Linked DNA regions of Homo sapiens: region 2 is linked to region 1. Evidence: chromatin contacts called from ENCODE Hi-C or POLR2A ChIA-PET data. All regions are on one chromosome and are shown on one strand. Each heading gives the region's core, a stretch centred on a gene start or an enhancer-like site at or near the end of the contact. The rest is flanking DNA. Distances are from core to core; before and after follow the strand shown.

What was found. A loop is a pair of places that touch in the nucleus more often than their neighbours do. ChIA-PET counts read pairs that join two places held with the same protein, here RNA polymerase II (POLR2A). Pooled maps may share reads with other maps.
Region 2: a pooled map shows a loop between it and region 1 (2.1-fold over the local background). The contact joins two enhancer-like sites. A Hi-C loop is called at or near these places in 1 of 168 maps with a recorded cell type or tissue (IMR-90) and 1 of 50 pooled maps. POLR2A ChIA-PET finds 5 or more read pairs at or near these places in 1 of 52 experiments (PC-9).

The regions. Positions count from the first base shown.
Region 1 is chr13:50,730,179-50,733,157 of GRCh38, reverse strand. It overlaps a transcript of DLEU7 not described here. Among named protein-coding and RNA genes, the nearest start is that of DLEU7-AS1, 76 kb to the left of the region's middle. RefSeq lists an enhancer at 1,472-1,671. Within about 2 kb of position 1,602, at least 2 of the 41 ENCODE cell types and tissues checked have a DNase peak (open chromatin) inside an H3K27ac peak, as active enhancers do.
Region 2 is chr13:50,800,021-50,802,999 of GRCh38, reverse strand. It overlaps a transcript of DLEU7 not described here. Among named protein-coding and RNA genes, the nearest start is that of DLEU7-AS1, 6.3 kb to the left of the region's middle. RefSeq lists enhancers at 1,535-1,634, 1,705-1,754. Within about 2 kb of position 1,524, at least 2 of the 41 ENCODE cell types and tissues checked have a DNase peak (open chromatin) inside an H3K27ac peak, as active enhancers do.

The DNA.
Region 1 (2,979 bases), core at 353-2,852:
AGATGGTTCTAATATGCAGACAAGTGCTGAGAACCACTTATCTAAAACAATGGCATGCTGTTGAGATCTTCTATTTCCCTCTGACAAAAAGAAAAGGTAGTCAACTGTGTGTGTGTGAGTGCGCATACATGCGTGTGCGTTTGATAACCAGCAGATTAAGCAGCAGTAAGGCACACACAAGTAGAAACCATCTGATGCCCTCAGGACATCACAGTGAGTGATGTTTTTTCTGGTCCACAGCCATATCTGCTCAGGGAGCCTCCTCTGCCACACTCTGGAAGCACTCTTGAGAAAGAGGCCCTTACATAAGTTACTATGCATACTGTGTTTCAACAGTGTTTGGCAGATGACAAAGGCTTGGGAAGTGTTAGTTGTTGTTACTACTGCTATTTTGTTAGGTCATCTAATAGAATTCATTTTGAATTTTAAAAAAAGGACTCAAAGAAATTTAACATAGTGTGATCATTTTTCCTTTGGGAGTTTAACTCATTCTTTCAAGTCTTGCATACCATTGAACATAAGCACATAAGCTTTTTTTTTTTTTTTTTTTTGAGATGGAGTCTCATACTGTTGCCTGGGCTGGAGTGCAGTGGCTCGATCTCGGCTCACTGCAACCTCCACCTCCTGGATTCAAGTGATTCTCCTGCCTCGACCTGAGTAGCTGGCATTACAGGTGCCTGCCACCATGCCTACCTAATTTTTTGTATTTTTATTAGACATGGGGTTTCACCATGTTGGCCAGGCTGGTCTCGAGCTCCTGACCTCATGATTAGCCCACCTCAGCCTCCCAAAGTGCTGGGATTACAGGCGTGAGCCACCATGCCCAGCTCGAACATGAGCTTTTTTTAAAAAGCAATACAGTAAGTGAGACGTGATGGAGATCACTAAAACATGGATGATGAATTATAAAAAGAAAACCTGTCCTAGCTTGTAGAAATGGATACTTGTGGTCTGGGATAAAATTTTCTGTGATAGTATTACATCTGTATTTAAAAATTGCTGTGTTATAGAAACGTGGGTGGCAGAGAAGATAGTTTTGGAAAACTGTTTTAAAAAATCAGAAAGGGTTTCCAGTGATGGCAAAGTTGCTGACAGCCAAGATGCACACGACACATGTGAACAGATTGTTTCATGAAATATCAGAGTAGAATAAAGCAATATTGCAAAGTATGAGTGTATATAATTTTCTTTTCAGTTTTATGCAATTAATATACATATGTGTAGATTAATAAATGGAATATTATAAGTAGATTTTTAACGATTTCACTTAGAGGCTTAAATATTTATATGTTCAAATTGGCAAAAAATGTTTTTAAAATTTTCTGTTTCAAAAAATAGGCATTGGCTTTGTAATTGGGAGGGACTTGTATTCAGGTGTGTAGATAATTAAGGAAAATGTAAGGAAAGGGACTAATTAGGAAGAAAGACAAAGACAAACAGCCTCCCTTTCCTTTGTTTATACTTCTTAGCAATTATCAGTGCAACATTTTAGAATAAGAAAATACTTCTAAGTCATTGAATTGTAGACTTGCCTGGGCTTGTTCTTGGGCCAGTGAGGTTTTTAGAAGAAAGCTCACTTCCTGCAGTAGCCATGGCAACTTCAACAATACAGGCCCTACCCTGCCAGCTCCAATCTGTCCAACAGATTCCCAGGGAGGAGAAATATGTTATCACAATAAGAGATGATTTCCAACTTTTAACATTTTTAAGTAGGATATTTATTGTTATTCAATTCATAAATCCACTCATCTTCAATCTCAGCTACCTACCACCTCAAAAACACATATACATGTTGCCAGTGGAGGGCCTTGACTACAAGTTGTCCAGGTTTTTGGCATTTTGAACCAAGAATTGGACAAAATGCACAAGCAAAGCAATGAAAGAATGAAGCAATGAAAGCACAGATTTATTGAAATGAAAGTACACTCCACTCAAGAGCACTGGTTACAGAATTTTCTGGGGTTTAAATACCCACTACAGGTTTCCCATTGGTTACTTGGTTACACTCTCCATAAATGAAGACTTGGCCGACGACCACTCTGGTCACAGGAGGTGACCAATCAGAGGCTGAAGTGAAGTTACAAAGTTAGACATGAAGACTTGGGCCACGACCTGTCTGATTGGTTGCAGGAGGGGACCAATCAGGGGTACTTTCCATTTTTCATCGGCTATGCAGTGTAAAAGGAGTAGCCTCTGATCCTTTTGTTATGTGGGTGTGGAGAGGTGGGGTTTTCCTTTTGATTAAGTTCTAGGAAGTCAGTGAATCAGCCATGGATTCCCTGTCTCCAGACTCTATTTATTCTCCTACCTCACACCCACACACAAACACACACACCTTCATTTGCTCCATCTTTTTTTATCTAATTCTCTCAAAGATAACCAACAGAATTTTGGTAATCTTGGGATGCAGAATTTTGGGATGCAGCCATTGAGTGAATTGCCCACAGATTTGAAGTTGTAAAATGCCTTTTCTGCCTGCCTGAAACACAACCACAGAAATTCCAGTTGCATGCCACACTCTGATTTAAAAACCAGGAGATTCCCTGGAAAGTATTTTTACTTCTATGTTCAAGGAAATATTCACCAGGATGGAGACCCCTCAGCAGAATCTAGAGGAAGCACTGCTCTCTGAGTTCACTTATCTTATATTTTTTCTACTATCTGCCCAGACAAACTCTTGAATTTGAAAGAAAAATTCTTAAACTTACTCAAAATATTTAACCAAATCAATCTGCTGGGCTTTTCTAATTGCAAGTGATAAGCAATGAGGGAAATATATTGCTCTCATTGTTTTAAATACTCTTTCTCTTACCTTTCCTCTGCTCTACCACAACCATTCTGCTTACATGGTTGACCCTTGAACAACATGGGTTTGAGTTGCTCAGATCTGCTTACTTGCAGATTTTTTTCAGTAAAAGTTACACTGAGTGTGCTGCCTCCCCTTCCACCTCTTCCAGCTCTGCCACCCCGAGACAGCAA
Region 2 (2,979 bases), core at 275-2,774, 70 kb before region 1:
AAATAAATTATGAAACATTACACAATGAAGTGCCGTGTGATAAAAACTAATAAGAAAATATATTATGTAATAATGTAGAAGCCTATTTAAGCTCTATTGTTATGTGGATAAAAAGACAAGGCACAGATAAGTATAAATAGCGTGGTCCCAACTGTGTAAAAAAGTACATGTACATGTATGATATACACATGTACAGACATATAAAACATATCTGGAAATATCCATATATAATTAGTAATTCAGGTCGCCTCCTGTGAGGAGAACTGGTTGTCTCAGTGACAGAGATAAGAGGGAGAGTTACTCTTTAGTGTATATCCTTTTGTGCCATCCAAGTTTAGTACCCCAAATATGTATGACCTATTCAAAATTAAATAAAATATTTAAATTAGTTTTTGAGGGCATTGAAACAAGAACAACCATGGAGAAAATTTTATTCAATTTTTGATATATATTGCATTTTCTTCATTTCTGCTTAATATTTCTCAACATAGCTGTTGACATAGGTACTGTCGCTTTCTAAATGAAGACACCAATATGAAGAACATGGGCTTGCTATCTAAGAATTTCATTTTTGGCTCCAGCTTTCTTGAGAGTCAGGAGCACTAATTAAATGGTTTTGCTTAGTTCTTTCTTTCTGACCTACTCTGTTTAGTGGAACCAAATGGGAGGTATTTCCAAATCATAATCTCTTTCACCAATTGCTCTCTTAACTTGATTGTACCTTCCTGGGTGGAGAAGCATCAGTTGGGTTTCTATTGAAATCAACAAGTGCCCAGTTCCTCAGAGGCCAGCCACTCTGGATTAAACTGCATCAGGCCTGTTCCCAGAAAACTAAACTAATGGGCTTGTGCCTTTTTTTTTTTTTTTTTTTTTTTTTTTAGTGTATAGAGGCTCCCTTGTTCATTTTGCCTTGTCTCTCTCCTGAAATCCTGGCTGGTTCCAAGTCCTGACTACCCCCATGAGGAGAATCACAGCCCACCTTTAGTGGCACTGATCCAAGCGGGCCTTCCTTGCCCACCTCCAGACAACTAAGGCATTGGCAACACAGCATCTGGCACAGATTCTCTGCAGGCAAGATTATTATACCAATTGAAAATGGGGTTACAATGGCCAATTGGAGTTTGAGGCATTTAAAAGGTAATAATAAATCTATTGGCAATTGAATAGTCATTAATAACACTACCATGGAAACAGATTGACATAGATTTCTCAGATTCTCATGAATTCAACTTTGAACTCCCTAACTTGGTGTAAACAAAATGATGTTGTGGTTTGTGGTGGTACAAGGGCGCGCTGAGGTCTCAATGTTGGATCAGAGTTTTCCAGAATCTACATATATGCTCCTTGGAAGGTAATTTAAAATCATGTAAAATCTCAACCAACAGTGCAGTGCAAGGTGCTGAGGGCTCCCTGTGCACCCCGTGAAAATGGCCAAGGCATTGAACGAAAGGGATTAGGTATTTCCATGCCAACCAGTGGAGGTCAGTGTTGAGTCGTCAATCTCTTGCCTTAACTGGATGCATTATGTTGCCACAGTAGACCGGTCTCTGCTCAGAAAAGGGATACTCAAAAATGAAAATGTGGGGCTGATGACACTTCGAAGTATGAACAACAGCTCCGTGCTGCTAAAGAATGGTCACCTGGAATAGCTGAAAACATCTGAAGCGACCTCAGGAAGGGTTGCTGCACTGGGAGCAGGTGGATGGAGGGGTGACGGTGTAGTTATGCAGCTTCAGCTACCGAGAGCTCACTTTGCCTTTCAAACCGACTCCCCTCCCAAATTCCTCTCCACTGAGAGGTACTGGGATCCAAGATGAGCATGTTGGTCTCTTTATTAGCTAAGCGAGTTTTGAAAAAGCAAGGAGAGGACAGCTAAAGTTGCTTCCCAAGAGTAAAGGGACCTTCTTGTAGACAACAACTTTTTCTGTAGAGTCACAATCCTCATTTCTATGAAATGTGAAAAGCCTCTTCAAACATTCATTCCAAATTGAGAGTCAGCCCCACTGCTGGCTTGCTAGTGGTCACTCTCAGAGTGGGCCTTCCTTATTAATCTCTAGATACTGTCCACATGGGGAAACATAAAGTGTGAGGGAAGAGCCTAGCACTGTATGCTGCAAAACTAACCACTAAAACACCAGGAAAACATAAGGAGACAGAAAAGTCCAAGAGGCCATTGAAATCTCTGTACTTTCTTCACCTCGCCTCTCTCTTCTCCCTAAGGGCTGCAAGCTTCCTCTCCATAATTCGAGGATTTAGGGTATAAAGCACCAAGCAGAGTATTTGTCCAAAGCAAATATTTAAGCTCCTGGACATTCATTCAGCACGATTATTTTGGTCTTCATCATGATTAACGTGATTTGGCTGGAGGGGAGGATGGGCAGAAGTTTTAATGTGCGGGAAAACCCCTGAGGTTCTATTTTTAGATGCTTATGTTCTTCCTCAAAGGGCAGCCTAGGAGGAGTGAAGGCAGCTCTGTTTGTTTAATGCCAGGGGGTATAGGTAGCAATTAGCAACTTAAAATTATCCTCAGTGAGGAGGCCCCTTCATTCCTCAGGGTGTGGTTCCTGTTCAAAGCTCAGATATACAAAGTGTATTTTTTGAAACTGAAGGGGAAGGGGTGCTTTCCCACTTTCTGAATTTGGTATTCTGTTTTACATTTTGTCGGTATTTTTGAATATTTTAAATCTATTTTTTACACTCAGTCAACCGGGCTGAGCATTAGCCATAGATAGGACTCTTCTGATACAAGTACTATGTGCTTTAACTTCCAGATGCCACCTCTGTCCTTTTCATACCATGAGCTTTTATTCTCTTTTGCCCTTTCTTACACTACTTTCTATTTGTCACACTCCTTTCTTTGTGCTTTCTTAATCTGCCACCCTCAGCAGAGGCATCGTACCCAAATGCTGAAATTCTATTTATTCTGCAAACTTAGTTCAAATGTCATCTCCTGCATGAAGCCTTCAATGCCCCTTGCCA